Linked DNA regions of Homo sapiens: region 1 is linked to region 2. A link is an interaction called in ENCODE POLR2A ChIA-PET data of the cell type or tissue named here. Cell type or tissue: GM12878. All regions are shown on one strand.

Region 1 (8,000 bases), 210 kb before region 2:
AGTGGGAATTGAACAATGAGAACACATGGACACAGGGAGGGGAACATCACACACTGGGGTCTGTCAGGGGCTGCGGGGCTAGGGGAGGTATAGCATTAGGAGAAATACCTAATGTAGATAATGGCTGATGGGTGCAGTAAACCACCATGTCACGCGTATACCTAAGTAACAAACCTGCATGTTCTGCACATGTATCCCAGAACTTGAAGTCTAATAAAATAATAAAATGTGTATATATATACATATATATGTATTCAAGACTGGAAGAAATGTAGAGGAAAGAGATATGTGAGGCAAGACTGGATGCAGAGGGCGGCAGCAGTAACAGAGTGTATGTGTATTGAATACTTACAGCATGCCAGGCAAAAGACAGAGTGGCTAGACATATTATCTGATTTCATCTCTACTACAATCCCATAAGGTAGGTACAATTTTCCCCATTACACAAAGAGGATGTTGGAGCTTCAAGAGATTAACTAAGAGATATTTATAAGTTATTATGACAAGACTTATGTGCATTTGATATGGGAAGGGGAAAGAAAAAGTGAGGAGTCAATATTAACATCCAGTTTCACAGCTTAGTTCAGTGAGCAGATAGTAATACCTATCACTAAGATGGGCAAAACAGGAATACCAAAAGGTTTTGATGGAGAAAGAGATGGAGTTGATGAGTTTTGTTTGAGACAGGTTTAGACCTGTTGAGTTGGGGAAAAGAAAAGAGTTAGACATCAATTGTCAGCTGGGTGCGCAAGGCTGAATCTCAAGAGAGAAATCTGAAGTAAGCCAACTCATGTAGAAAGCATCTACAGATAGATAATCACAGCCATATGAGTCCTTGAAGATATACAGAAAGAGTGTGTGACATCAAAATAAAACAGGCTCGAGATGGAAACCTGAGGAGCACTAATATTTAAAGAATGAGCAAAGGAAATCAAAATTGAAAAGCAGCAGCCAGAGAAGTAAGAAAAACATGGCACAAACAGCTGCAAGCAAGGAAAGAATGTGTTTCAGGTAGGATGTAATCAACACCAACAAAATTATCAGAGCGGTGAGGCCTGAGAAGCACCCACTGAACCTAACAATAAGGTGGTTCCATGTGACTTGGTATAAATTTCAGGGAAGTGGTGGGGACAGAAAAAAGCCAGAACCAATGGTTTGAATAGTGACTGAGAGGTGAGAAAACAGAACAGGCATTCGCACCTTTCTATGGTCCAGTTATACACAGTAAATGAAACACAAAGATCATGGAATATTCAGGTTAGTCAGAGCACCGTGGCCTTGCTAATACAGCATCTGATTAAAGTTAGCCCAAGGAAAAAGAACTGAGGATTCAAAATTGGAATGTCTGGTCTCCCAGAAAAATCTGGGGACTTTGTCTAACTTTTACCAAATGACTTATTCGTATCTCAGTTTCTGGGGGAACTGATATGTCCCAATTTTCTCACAATATTGTTTCGAGTATCAAATGTTAATTGTCAGGAAATAACTTTGCAAGGTTAAAAACTAGTTTGTAGAGGAAGTAATAATGAGTTTTAGGGCCGGCCCTGATTATTGCAAGTACAACTTTAACAAGGGGAAGAAAAGACATTTTTTCCCTCTTTTCACTCAAACAAGAGGGGAACATCAGCAGAGAACATATGCCAGCTTCAAATAAATGATTGTACAGTTCCCAGTGGCTTCAAGAAAATGGCATTAGTTCTACCTTGACATTCAGGCACTTGGATGACACAAGAGGCACTTGGCTTTTTGGAAAATAAGTCCTTCTGTGGGATGATACTCTTCAGCATGAGAGGCAATAGTGGAAAGTGCATCGGTTATAGAATCCAGTCACCCTGGAATGGAATATGTGCTCTGCCAATATGAGTCATCTGATTTAAAGTGAGTTACTTAACCTACCTAAGGTTGAGTTTCCTCAAGGGAATAACAAGAGTGTTTACTCCATGGGATCAGGAGGTTTAACAGAATGGTGTATAAAGAAGAACTGAGCAGGATGCCTGGAACACAAGAAGTGCTCCGTAATTGTTAGTAAATATTCTTACTAGGACAGGACCTGTTTCCTCTGCCACAGTAAAGGCCCTACCCACAACATTTACTTAAACAGCGTTCATCCCAAGACTAGAGACAGAGCCAGTGTCTAGCTGTTCATGCTAATGTGTAGGTGAAGTAACCGAATAATATACTTACGTTCTGGGGAACTCTGCTCCTGAAGAAAACTGTAGAGCATTATGATTTAACATTCAAACTCTATTACCTGGTACCATCATAGCATGCATCTCTTAACATAAGGGACTGCATGTTTTATAGAACATATGATGAATATTTATATAAAGCAGGAACTTTTGCCAAGCTCAGAATCGGTGTACTGATTTTACTGTTCGCTGAAGTTCGGGCTAACTTTCTGTTTCCCTGTCGCTGAAGAGATACATCTCTCACTTCTTCCAGTTAGACTAAAATAATGCTCATTCTCTTATCTGTTTTCTATCCAACAGGGTTCAGCTAAATGCAGAGGGTCCTGGATTCTTCGGCTTGCAAAACCCATATAGAGGTCCATACAGATTTAGAAGTAGATCTCAATTTAAAACCGCAATTCTATCCATTTCTGGAAGTATTATATGGTTCCCCAAACATTCACATTTCAGTGGTGATGCCAATCTGGGGCAAAAATAATAAAATAAAGCCAACTTCTAAATGTAGCATCAGAAGTCCTCTGGAAGGGAGGTAATAATTTCAATGCACATTGAAGTACTCAAATTATTTTATTAGTCTCTACTCCTAAGGTTTACATTTTCAAGAATTTACTACCAGTGTTTGGAGAAAGGGAAGTGGAGGTAAACTGTAAAAGCCTCTCTGAAGGTGAGTCACCATGGAAACCAAGACTGAAATCAAAGGCACTGGACTGACTTATTTCTCACTGATCTTTTTTTTCATTAATTCTTGCTGTCTTTTCATGGCTGTGCTTTCTTCTTTTAGTTGACAGACGCTTGGGTGTTCAGATCATCAATGGAAGACAATTTTGTTAAGGATAATGTAGCTATATCGAGTAACATACTATTATGATGATAATAACTATGCATTGAGCACATAATTTGAGCCAGGCCCAATGCTAAGTATTTTACATACATTGTCTTTTGTATTACGTATTATTGGAAGCAATATAGGTAATGGAAAAAAGTCTTATATCTTTATTGAGTTGGCACGTATAACATACTGAATATATAAGTGCCCGAAATATGTTAAATGCTCAATAAATGTTAATATTGTTCTTATTTTCTAGTCCAAAAAACTGTCCTATGAGTAAGGCTCTTTTTTTCTCAATTTACGGATGTGAAAACTAAGGATTACAAAAAGAGGGTAAGTCACTTGGCTGTGATTTCCCAGGTGGTAAACAAGAGAATTAGAATTTCAGCGCAAGCTTGCCTGACTCCAGAAGCCAGATTGTAAACCATTATGCTGTATTCTCTAAGATAGTTAGAGGTCTAAGAAGCTCACCAAATAAATTGGTTACAATTATGGTTTATTTTTTAATTAGGTTCAAAGAACTAAAGACTTAGAGGCATTATCAATGCTCACTTGATTTTTTTCTCTAGCTATTCAATTAGTTATTTAAAGAAAAAAAGTCAAGGTGTTAAATATTTGGCCTTGGAGGGCATAATGCTACATTTCAGGTTCACCTTTAATCTAGACTCAACAGATTTTTGTTTTTATTCTCCTTAAACTTCAGGCCAGGAAAAACAACAGAGTATCTTTAGAAAGAGACGGAAGCCAAATTAAACAAGGCTCCATTCTGAATGTTTTCTATGCTCCCAAATCCTATCAACACAAAGGTAATTCGATGAAAGGTTCATTTCTTTATAAAATAAATCTCAAGGCTACTGAAACAGACAATTGGGAATAATTTGAGAATAAATTAATTAGTTTTGATTACAAACAGGAATCTACTGTTATATAAAGTTGGAAATGGGAAAATTCTGAAAATTACCTAGTTTTTTAGATAGCCTAGAGTTTAGTAACATTCTTTTTTTAAAATAAATTGCATTGTAAATGACCCTAATACTAGCTGTTTGCACTTAGTAATGTGTACATCCCTTGAGGAAACACCACTTGGAATACAAGTAACTTGCAAACCCATTACCAGCCACATTAAATTGCCTTCATTAGATGTTGCTTTTCTTTTCCTGAGGATCACTGATCCTTCTCAACTTCAGGCCTTATTTTCCATTTCTATTTATATTCCTATTTTTCTCCCCCAATCCCTACTACCACCAAAAGGAATTCACTTTTCTCAAAAAAAAAAAAAAAGAATCAAAAGTATATTAAATTTAAAGAAAACACCTTTAAACAATTATTATGGTTGAAAAGTAATAGGTTTTTATGACTAGAAAGCAGAAAACTAAGTCCCTGCCCCTCAATATATCCCAAGATAAGAATAAATCATGGAAAGCATAACAGCTGCAAATCTCCCACCCAGATGAGAGAACAACCCTAGGGAACATCCCTAGAGAGAAAGATCTATCCCAATTATGGAAAGTTCACCTGATAACTGTGTGAGAAAGCTCAAACTGCCTCCTAGCAGCACTGTCTTACCTATAGTTAAGAGTCAGTGATTCTGTTGAAGTACTTGGCTCGGCTCACCTACTCTTCCCTCCTTGCTTCAACTCATTCCCCAACACCTATGCACAAACCACTTTCTCCAGTGTTGTGCAGTTAAGAATGCAATTGCTTCAGAGGCATCATAAGGGAAGATTTCCATTCTAAACCGCCAGAAGAGACAGTGGATTCATTGGCCGAAAACTTCTAGCATAAAAGTGAGAAATGAACTGAAAGGTTTCATACTAGACATGCCTGAAGTCTATCCATAGAAGAAAGTACTATTGTTGCTCAAAATATAGTCCCTTAAAAAAATTCATTATATATGAAACAATAAAAGAAAATTTCATCCTCTAAAAAAGAATTCATGTAATTCACATGAAAATTCATCACATTTGGTATAAGCAAGAGTTCAATCAATAAATTTTTTAAAAACCAAACCAGATAAGCCAAATTGACTGAGTTATAACTTTTCCATGAGGCATTTCCAACCCCAAAAAATCCCTCACCTTTCTAAACTAGTAGCAGATGTTTTCTAGTATCCATGTGACAATCATATATGGCCTTGTGATATGTTTTACAATGTCTGCTTTCGTGATTACTGCAGCTTTGCCTTCCATAGTCACTTTTCACAGTTTCCATCTTATTTCTTTTTTTTTTTTTTTTTCGAGACGGAGTCTTACTTTGTCACCCAGGCTGGAGTGCAGTGGCGCCATCTCGGCTCACTGCAAGCTCTGCCTCCCGGGTTCACGCCATTCTCCTGCCTCAGCCTCCTGAGTAGCTGGGACTACAGGCACCCACCACTACTCCCGGCTAATTTTTTGTATTTTTAGTAGAGATGGGGTTTCACCATGTTAACCAGGATGGTCTCGATCTCCTGACCTTGTGATCTGCCCCCCTCAGCCTCCCAAAGTGCTGGGATTACAGGCGTTAGCCACCGCGCCCAGCCTCCATCTTATTTCTTAATTATAAGGTCTCTGAGGACAAAGACAAGTCATCATCATCGTAGCCTCCACAGCTCTAGTACCATTTCCTTAATGTGACTAAGCAATGTAACCAGATAGGCAGTCGATGACTAGTAACTTCTCCCTGTAGTTCAAAATCTAAGGTCATGGTTGCTCTAGCTAGAGAAAGTATGGTTTTCTAGATTGTAATTCAAAAAATGCACTATAGCATAGTGTGTAAGACTGCCTGAGGTTCTACCACTTACTTCGTGACGTTGGTCCAGTTACTTAACCTCTCTGTGCCACATTTTTCTTACACATAAAATGAAGATAATAATGGGACCTTTATCATAGAGTTGGTATGAGTATGAAACATGATAATACAAATAAATTGGTTAAGGGAGTAATGCCACACAGTAAAAGATTAATAAATCCTAGCTATAATTATTACATTACATATAAAAGGGTTCATATGACTCCTAGAATAGTGGGTAAAGATGTGATTTTGGGAGTTAGATATGAAAGGAATGAAAAGCATTTTCCTAATGGATCCCAATCACACCTGGCATCAAGGCAAACTAAGCTCTTGACATCACAGTCAAATGAATTACGAATGTCCCTCATTTTCCCAAAGCCTTGAAATACAATCAACACACTGTACACAATCAACTTATGTGAGAGTGATCTAATAGATCAGAATGGGGCCATTGTCTTGGAGGATTCTTAACAAGAGACCTAGGTAACCTCACCCTCTGTCCTGCCCTTCCAGTTTCTCACCTGAACAAGCAGGTTAGAAGGCATTCCTAGAAGGTTTACCCCCACCATTTCTCAGCACATAAAGGGGAAAAAAAAAAAAGAACAAATGTTCTTTATCTCTTCTGTCCATAGTCAGTGCTTCCCAGAAACACCCTCATCTAACCCATCATTACCCCCACCCCAGGAAAAAGTGCAGTAGATGACAACAGGCAATGCAAAAAACATGTTTGCAGTATCCACACACATACATACACTCCTTTTTGCTACATACCACTAGCCTGGCCATCCATTAATATGAGCCCGGAGTTATTCTTTCTCCTTCTGGCATCACAGGGTCAGAAGATAATGAAGGAAGAGATCTAGCAATACTTAAATAAATAATGATTACAGGCAAAATATTGAAATAGAAAAGGCTTATCTTTGGGGCCTTTTGCATACTCTTCAGCCATGCCTGCTCTTCTTGAAGTCTCTGAAGGCAGAGCCTTTATATTACCTTCTGAGTTTCTCCAAATTCAAGTGGTCCTTACATCTCATGAAATCCACTGCAGATGGCTCCTTAGCTCCCACCTTGACCCACTCCAATACATTCCACACTCTCATGTCAGATTAATGTTCTGAAAACACAGGTCTTATCTCACATTGGTTTTTAAACACATTTATTCCTAGTGTTCCATTATTGAAACACTAAGCATGTGGGAGTTATTTATATCCCACTGCTCAAGGTCATTGCCAAGGTCTGATTGCAAAAATTCAAAAAATTGCAACCTCAGGCATAAATGGGTTAGTTCCTTAATCAGGCATATCACTGTTTCGTGCATTATAATTATATGTGCATATGTCATGTCTCCTCCAATAGACTGTAAAGTCATGTGAGGACTCAAATTATCAAACTCATCTTAAACCATCTTCACCCATCTATTCAAAAAAATTATAATGAATACATGTTATAAACCAGGCACTACACTAGTCTCTAGAGAGAGGAGTCAGACCATGCCCTTCAACTTGTTAAAAATCTTTTGGAGGGTAGAGAGAGGCAGCAGGGGTTATAGCCACATAAGCAGAAAACTGTAATACATATAAAATAATTTACATGTTATAATATAATTGCAATATATAATATGTTATAATTGCACAAGCACCAAGAAATACAGGATTGCATTGAAGGGACTTCGACTACACTCTTGAGAAGATCAAGAAAGGCTTCTCAGAAGAAGTAATGTCTAAACTGATACCAGAGCATAATCAGGTATTTCTAGAGAACCAGGCAGTGTAAATGGTCCATTAAGATTGGAACTGTGACAAAGGATACGGTTTAAGAAACATACAGGGACCAAATCAGAAAAGGACTTTGAAGCCACTCTAAGTGTTTGTAGTTTATCTAAAAGTCACTGAATTGTTTAACAGGATGAATGATATGATCAGATTTGTATTTTTAAATAACCATTCAAATTAGAGTGCAGCAGTCATTTAAAATGTCTGCTGAACACAGGAATAGAAGTGACATCAGCATGGTAAAAAATATTTCAGGAATTCAGAAAATAGAGAAATCAGTAAATCAGTGCTGGCTGTGATACCCCAGAAAGGTTTTATGGTGAAGTTTAACTGGGCTTAAGAGAGTAGATTTTCACAGGGCAATTCAAGGAAAAGAAGAACATTTCAGTCAAAGGCAGGAAAGGTCCAAGGAAGATAATGAGTTAAGAAGTGGTTGAGCAA
Region 2 (8,000 bases):
TTAATAGGTATTAGCATCTTACCTTATTTGCTTTTGATAGCTCTCTCTCTCTCTCTCTGTCCTCTCTCTCTCTCAAATAAAATAGTTACAGCTAAAACCCCACTTATCCATCACTTTGTCCTCCTTCCTTCTCTTAGGTAAGCTGCTACTCTGAACTTTCACTCCCCAAGATGTTTTTATATTTTTACTACATAAGAATGCATCTATAAATACTGGCATTTTCAAGAAAGTTAATTTTTACTAACTTCAACCCAAATTTGCCATTGTATAGGATGGCTCCTTTTCAGGGCAAACATAGGTTCAAACTGGACGCCATTGAAGATTAACTGGTACTCACTTTGATCCTATTGATTCCTCTTTGCTGTCTAGATAAAAATGTATTTGTCACAATGTAGTTTGTACTAACTCTTATAGCAAAAAATAATATTCAGAGAAAAATCTAGGGGAAGTAAGTATGCAGACTAACTCTTATATCTTGTCCTTTCATAAGAAAAATTTCCCATCATTAAACATTTAATAATCTATTATACTGCCTATAAAATTTCCCTTTAAAGTTTTTTCCATTCTAATTTCATCACGGAGCTCCTAATAGGAGAGGCTGGCAGAAAAGCACAGGAACCTTCCTCTAGGCCAAGCTTGTCCCTGCCTGCTTTTGACTCAGCAAGGAGTGCCAGGGAAGGCTCACTTCCCTATTTTTCCCGAAAGCCACGCGTGAAGTTTTAAAAATCAAACTGTGTTCCCTTTCACAGAGGTGGGTGACAAGAGAAGCAGCCCCATGGGACTTCAGAAACTCTCACCAATCCTCCTCTAGAGTGACCAGAAAGTACCCCTTCCTATCCTAACTAATGTGACACGTCCTTCTGTGTGGTCCACTCTATGCAAAACCAGAAATTGACAAGAATGACTTTGATTGTAAAGTACAAATAGCTTACCAGTTAGTATTCTTAGTTTCTCTTTAGTTATAAATATCAAATGCAAGGGACTTGAAACCCAGCTGATAGAAGTGTAACTATTTTTAATCAAACATTTTCTGAAAGCTGGTTCTCACATATGTTGTCTTTCCTGAGTGTTTTATGTTGAGTGGAAGACGTGTTGAAATGTTTAGGTCAACAACAGCTTTTTTGTTGTCCCCTTCCACTACTGATTTAAAAAAAAAAAAAAAAGGCTCCACTCTTCGTGCCTTTCCTTAAAAATCCTAAATGTTAAGTTTCTGTCGAGGTCGAATAGAGACTACCCGATCTGCTGTGGCATTTGAGGATATCACATATCCTTGCATAATCTCCCTTTCCTTTGTATAGACTTGTCTGATTCACGTGGTTTGGATCTATTTGGAGTACTAATTTAAAATAATTTAACCTGACTCAATTACTTAAAACAACAGGGGAGAAAATCACCAATAATCAGCTATGTGTGCGTATAGAACCTAGTTCATATCATTTATTAGGATTTCCATTGAACCCCTAAGCTGTTCACTGCGCAAGTATTTAATTAGGGAAAATAACCATACCCCTATGTACATTATACTGTGTGTTTTGTAAACCATGAGAAAAGCTGCTTATTGAACAGAAGGGCTTTGTAACCTGGGGTCTATGGATCCCTGTTGGTGGTTTCAGACGCTTTTTAGATTCCTAAATTTATATGCAGACTTACACATGTATGTATGTGCATTTTTTCTTGGGAGATGAGTATAACTTTTTATCATATTTTCAAAGGGAAAGATTTAACATGGTTAAGAATCATGCTATAGCTTGTATCACTTTAGCTTTTTGATAGCAGCTATCTTTTTAAATGATCTATGTAATATTTTTTAAGATTTTTTCTTTTTTTATTCTTGCATTTTTAATCAATTTTAAATGAAGTGAAATGCTTTATGTTGCTCAACACATAGCCCAGAAAGCCTCCCTTCAGTTTTCCAGTAGGTGGAAAAAAGATGAAACTGAATTGATGGCCAAAAGAGTTGAATGGGCTTCACTGCTTTTTCTTTCTTGCTCTTCCATGCATTTGCAGATTAAGCATGAAGCTCACCATTAGTGATTGAAGCCAAAAGAGAGAAGGCAATTCATTGAACAAATATTGATTGAGCACTGTGTGTCAGGTACTGCTCTAGACAAGCAGACAAAACTCCCTCCCATATGTAACCACAATTGAGACTTATAGGTAATTTTTGTTGCAAGTAGTTCAGAAGTTTTGTATTTTGTCCTAAAACAAAATATTACTTTGTAAAATATTTTTTTAAATAGCCCTCTAAATCCGCTGTATATATTCAAAGTCACTATTATAAAGTGGAGAAAGCTACTCATTAGAGAAAACCTATCACACAGATAATAGCTGGGAAGCTTAACCCTTAGAAATTATTAGGAGAGATATACACTCCTTGAATTTAAGAACTGTCTGAATTTTAAATTTTGTTTTGTCAGTTCTGGCTTGGTGACCTTCCTCTATTGGCCATTCCCATTTTTCTGCCCTCCACTCTTCCTTGACACATGATTATTTCTGGGACCACTGTTCAATCCGAAACAAATCTCTGGTGGCTTCTTTTAAACCCAGTGGTCTCAGTCTGAAGGTATAGTGGGGCAACTCTCGGCATTCCATTCTGGAGTCTTGACCTCATAAAGTCACATATTGGCAATTCGCCTTGATAAGGTCAAGTGAACACACAGAAGCACTAAGATCCCCACATGTGTTCCACTGCCTCCTCCACAGACAAGTTGTTTTTCAACCCATCTGCAGGTCCAGAGGTGAAGCTGGAGGCTACCCTGCAGTCTCAGTCTTTTCTCCCCACCCTCCAGATGGATTCCAAATAAGAAGCCTCCAGACTACCTTCACCTCCCTGGGGTCTCATGGACATGGGCTGGAAAGTGCTTGCAGACTTTCACAGACAATGCTTTTTGCCTTTAGGTCCCCTTCTACCCAACAGAATGATTATAATAATGGCTTGATGTGCTTACTTACATCATCTCATTTAATCATCACAGTAATCCACTGATGCAGGTTCTGTGATCCGCATTTTATAAATGAGGAAATTGAAGCCTAGAGAAATTAAGAAGCTTAACTTGGGTCTCACAGGCTTTTAGAGATGGAGCCCAAGATTTCAGTTCATGCCATATGGTTTAAGGGCCTGCACTCTTAACCATTGTGGAATACCATTCATTATCATAATGTTAAGGATCTGTTTCTACTTTGCAGGAATCTTTTAAATCTATGGTTCACAATCATGGGTGGGCTTCAGAATCGTCCAAAAATGTTTCAACCACAGAGACGCCTGGGAACCACTGCACAATTGCTAAATCACAGTGCATCATCTAGCCAATCTTGGATTCTACAATAATTCTATGACAGTTTCTAAGAATACATGCCATTATATAATGGCAACATATTACAACAGATAATTGAATAGATATTCAATGTATACCGTGGAATAGAATATTATGCCACTGTGTTTTAAAAAGATAATTAAGAGGATACGGCACAACGTGGAAAACTGCTTATAACATAATATTAAGGATAAACCTCAGCTGGGCATAGTGGCTCACGCCTATAATCCCAACACTTTTGGGAGGCCAAGGCAGGAGGATTGCTTGAGCCCAGGATTTTGAGGCCAGCATGGGCAACATAGTGAGACCCTGTCTCTATAAAAAAAATTTTTTAAAGAAAAAAAACAGGATTTCAAATTATTGCTAATATTTGTAGTGATTACAAATATTAGCTTCTTTTTATAAAGCCTGGGTGGAAGCATATAGATGTATCTTTAGCTTTATTTATTCATCCATGACTTAAAGAAGATTGGTTAACACCTGACTCCACCTTGAGTAGCAGAACATTGGACTGAAGGAAAAAAAAAAATGTGAAGCTGTCTTACTTAGCTACAGTTTCCAGCATGTTTTCTCAGGAGCTCTATGGGAGACAGTGCAGTGTGGCTCTCAAACCTTACTACCCATAAAAATCTGCTTCAAAACCTACTTAAAATATCGATTTTATTCCATTTCCAAAGCCTGGTAGAGTAGGTAATTCTCCCACTACAATACACTTAGTAACACTAGAAAAAAAATATAACATTTTCTTTAATGCATAGCTGAGTTTATTAGAAAGTATGAAAACTACTGGGGCGCCGTAAGACAAAAGAAAACTTTGGGAAAACACAATAGGATATGGGTGGACTTTGGGGCCACAGCTGCCCTGGAAATATTTGCTGACCTAGATAATCAAGAAGCTTGGTTTTTAACAGCTTCCTAGAGACAAAAGATAAGGCCTTGGGCCTTTCCAATCTGAGGAATTGAAACTGCAATCACCCACTTAATTCAGGACTCTCTCAGGGCTATAGTTTCTGTTGATGGGTGATCCTCAGGCAGAGAGGTGATGAGGAAGTTGCCTGTCTCAGCCTAGGGGGAATCAGAAGATAAAATGCCTCTCTTGAGAATCAATAACTACAAGCCCAATTCTTACAGATTCAGAGTTAAGTGTATGCTCCCTGAATAGAGTAGGAAACCCCAAGTCTAGAAATGAATATGAAGTTGTTCCACATTGGGGATACCCTCAGAGCCTTGCAGAAAAGCATAAAAATGTATGTGGCTCAAAGAATCATGAGCTCCTGATCAAAAATTAGAAAATATGTATGCAAATAAGCCACTCTGTTTAAGAACTGGCAGAACAATGAAAAGCAGAATTAAATCCTCAGAATCTTCAGATAATTGAATTACCAATTGTTTGATATATAAATACAAAATAAGTTTGGAATAGAAAACAGACCAGGCAGAATGAAAATAAAACCAAGTCGAATTTTTAAAATTAAATGTGCGACACTGAAAATGATTCAACATAGTTAACATGGATAATTTGAAAGAAAGGATGAGCTGGCAGGTACAAAAGAAGGAGTAAGAGGTGTCTAGTTGAAGTCCTAGAAAGAGGTATTACAACTGCAGATTTCTGGCTCTACATTTACAGTTTCTAGGTCTGGGGTGAGGTTTAGGTGGTTGTGGACCACACTTTTAGGTTTTAAAGCATTGGCTCTGAAGTCATTTGGTTCAGGGCTGGGCATGATGTTGGTTCCTAGTTTTGCGACTTGCAGTGTTACTTAACTTGGCTAAGCATCAGCTTCCTTATCTATGAAACTGAAAAAATAATACCTATGTCATAGGATATATGTGTAAATCAAGTTATTCAGTACATGCCACACAGTAAGCACTTAAAAATGACAGTTGCTTCTATTTTTATATAACCAAATACACTACTACAAATATTGAGTGGCAGCTTTGCTGGTTCATTTATGGATTCATGGAGCTACACAAAACCTTCACCAGTCTATTAATTTATTTTTAGTACAGTCTCTCTAATCAGTATTGCTTCCACTGTATATTGACCCCATATCCTTTCTTCTGTCTGGGGTTAAGATAGGAGACTGAGATCAGCTGTGTCAAAAGCTTTCTTTTAGATGTAACACATGATTTCTTATGAAAATCTCATAGGTAGGATACCAGAAAGGAATTTATTAAATTCTTGTTAGGCTCCTTAGTTGTATTAGTTTTGTAGGGCAGTGTTTTAATTTAGGATACTTATGATAGAGAGCACCCCTTCCATAATCAGGAGAAACACAAGATGGAAATAAAGATTTTATTACTTAGTGGTCCTGGGGAGCACACAGCACTCCAGGGAAGGCCACACACCAAGATCAGGGAGCATGTGGAGAAAGAGAGAGAAAGGAACTCACGGGCCATTGCCTTTACTGGGTCCAGGACATTATCCAAACAGGTTTCCCACAGGGAGTTTTAATAGGTGGGTTTCAAGCAAGCAGGTATGAGTTCCAGGAGGTCACAGTGTGATGAAGAAGAAGTCACTGTGGCATATCTGCACAGTCCATGCGAGGTGTGAGCATCAGTGAAGACCAGTCAGGTAGGCTATATGTAGCTGGCCCATGGGGAGGCGATCACCAGGTGGCAATTGTATAATGCAGATATCTAGATTGGCCACATAGAGGAACCGGGAGGAGGTGTAGTACTGGAAACTGCGTCGACGGTCACTGAGCCCTGCTTTAGGTATGAGAAAGTCCAGCTTATATTCAGAATGGATGCAAAGGCAGCATAAAATTAAAAGCATTCACTGCCAGCTGCCATAACAAGTTACCACAAACTAGGTGGTTTAAAGCAACCGAAATTTATTCTTTCACAGTTCTGGATGCTAGAAGTCCAATATCATGGTCTTCGCAGGGCCGTGCCCCCTTTGAAGGCTCTAGGCAATAATCCTTCCTTGCCTGTTTCTAGCTTCTTGTGGTTGCTGACAATTCATGGCAGTTTGTGACTTGCAGCTGCATCATTCCAATTTCTGTCTCCATCTTCACATGAATACTGTCTTCTCTCTGCGTCCCTGTGTCCAAATCTCCCTCTTCTTTCTCTTAGAGACCTGTCATTGTGTTTACGGCATCCATAACCCTATGTGACCTCATCTTAACTAATCATAATTGCAACGACCCCATTTCCAGATAATACAATATTCTGAGGCTCTGGGTAGATGTGAATTCTGGGGGTACACCATTCAGCCCACTACAAACATATTGTGGCATTGAGGTTATAAGCCAGTAGCCCTACGAGTATAGGATGATGCCCATTTCAGCCTGATAATACACTCCGAAAGAGATCACATGGTAACATTGTTGCCTCAGTTAATCATAGAAATACTCAATTAGTATAGAAATAACAAGAAAAATGCTTTGTTATTCTCATGTGTCATTTATCGAGTTCTTACTATGTATCTGTTATTGTTATCCTTATACACTTCTGCACAAAAGATGGTTTTATCCCAAGTTTTAGCTTAGAAACTGAGGCTTAATGAGTAACTTGACCAAGAATGGCTTCTCTTTCTCCATTTCCTTCCTCTCATGGTGTTGTTTTATATACATAAAATAATATATATTATTCTATTAATATAGATTAATATATGTATTTATATATGTACATTTTATATATGTATAAAACTTATGTTGTAAGTTTTATATACATATAATATATATTCTGTTTATATATTGAATTTATATATATATAAAACTTAACACTATTAAGTCTTAACACTATTAAGTTTCATGGTGTTGAGTTATATAGTTCTATTAATTATATATATATGGGGGGAGGGGTGTTTCTCCAGCCTAGACTTCCACTTTGAAATGTAGTCTCCAGGCTCAGCCACTTGTTTGACATTGCCACTTGGATGTCTGGTAGACTTAACATATTCACAACTGAATTTCAAATCTTCCCCACCAATCTGCTCTGCCTCATAGCTTCCCCTTTCCGGAATGTGGTTGCTCCATCCTTCCAGTTGTACAGGCCCCAAATCTTGGAGTTTTCCTTGACTCCTCTCTTCTTCTCAAATCCCACATGTAATCCATCAGGTAGTCTTATTGGCTGTGCCTTCACACTTTTTTCAGAAACTAATTATTCTTCAGCACCTCCAATGCTGCCACCCTGGTATAAGCTACCATCCTCAGCATCTTTCTTCCAGTGGATTTTAGCATCCATGAATGATTATTTCCTAAATCAATTATCAATAATTGTTATAAATTTGTGATTTTTCTATTTCTATCCTTCCTGTCACTTTTCCTGGTTTTTTTAAAAGAGCTTTCTTCATTCTTCTTTAAAAAAAATTAAAATTAGCATCAGTATGAACTCGTGGATTCTTTTGTTATTCATTGTACTATAAGCCATTCCTGTCATTATTCATTTTGATTCTTAAATTGTCCTATTCTTGGCCAGTGGGAGTCTTTCATGCTAGCTCCTATGTCTTTTTGATATGTCCCTATCTTTTTTTTCCTAACACTTTCCTTATTTCTGAAATTGTAAGCTATTCTAGGTTCACCCTATACCTTCACTACCCCAGTCCAGGCATCGTCTGTCTCTCTAAGAAGTCCTAGTTCCTTTTAGCAGGAGAAGTTTTTCTAGACTCTTTCATTAGGCAGAGCTACAAAATTGATTATTTTAAAAATCTCGAGTTCATACACTAATTCATAATTCTAATTC

What was found. Peaks named below come from ENCODE experiments on the same cell type or tissue, not always from the same donor. Only the 100,000 strongest peaks of a DNase experiment are listed, where the experiment ranks them.
Region 1: POLR2A ChIA-PET joins it to region 2 with 5 read pairs; 1 of 35 experiments calls an interaction of 5 or more read pairs at or near these places.

Annotation. Positions count from the first base shown.
Region 1 is chr4:102,332,950-102,340,949 of GRCh38, forward strand. All of the region lies in intron 2 of SLC39A8 (solute carrier family 39 member 8), which reads right to left. Among named protein-coding and RNA genes, the nearest start is that of SLC39A8, 8.5 kb to the right of the region's middle. In GM12878, no CTCF peak of the experiment used is centred here; no DNase peak of the experiment used is centred here; H3K4me3 peaks cover 854 bases.
Region 2 is chr4:102,542,458-102,550,457 of GRCh38, forward strand. All of the region lies in intron 5 of NFKB1 (nuclear factor kappa B subunit 1), which reads left to right. Among named protein-coding and RNA genes, the nearest start is that of NFKB1-AS1, 44 kb to the left of the region's middle. In GM12878, no CTCF peak of the experiment used is centred here; DNase peaks (open chromatin) are centred at 824 and 4,344; H3K27ac peaks cover 3,560 bases.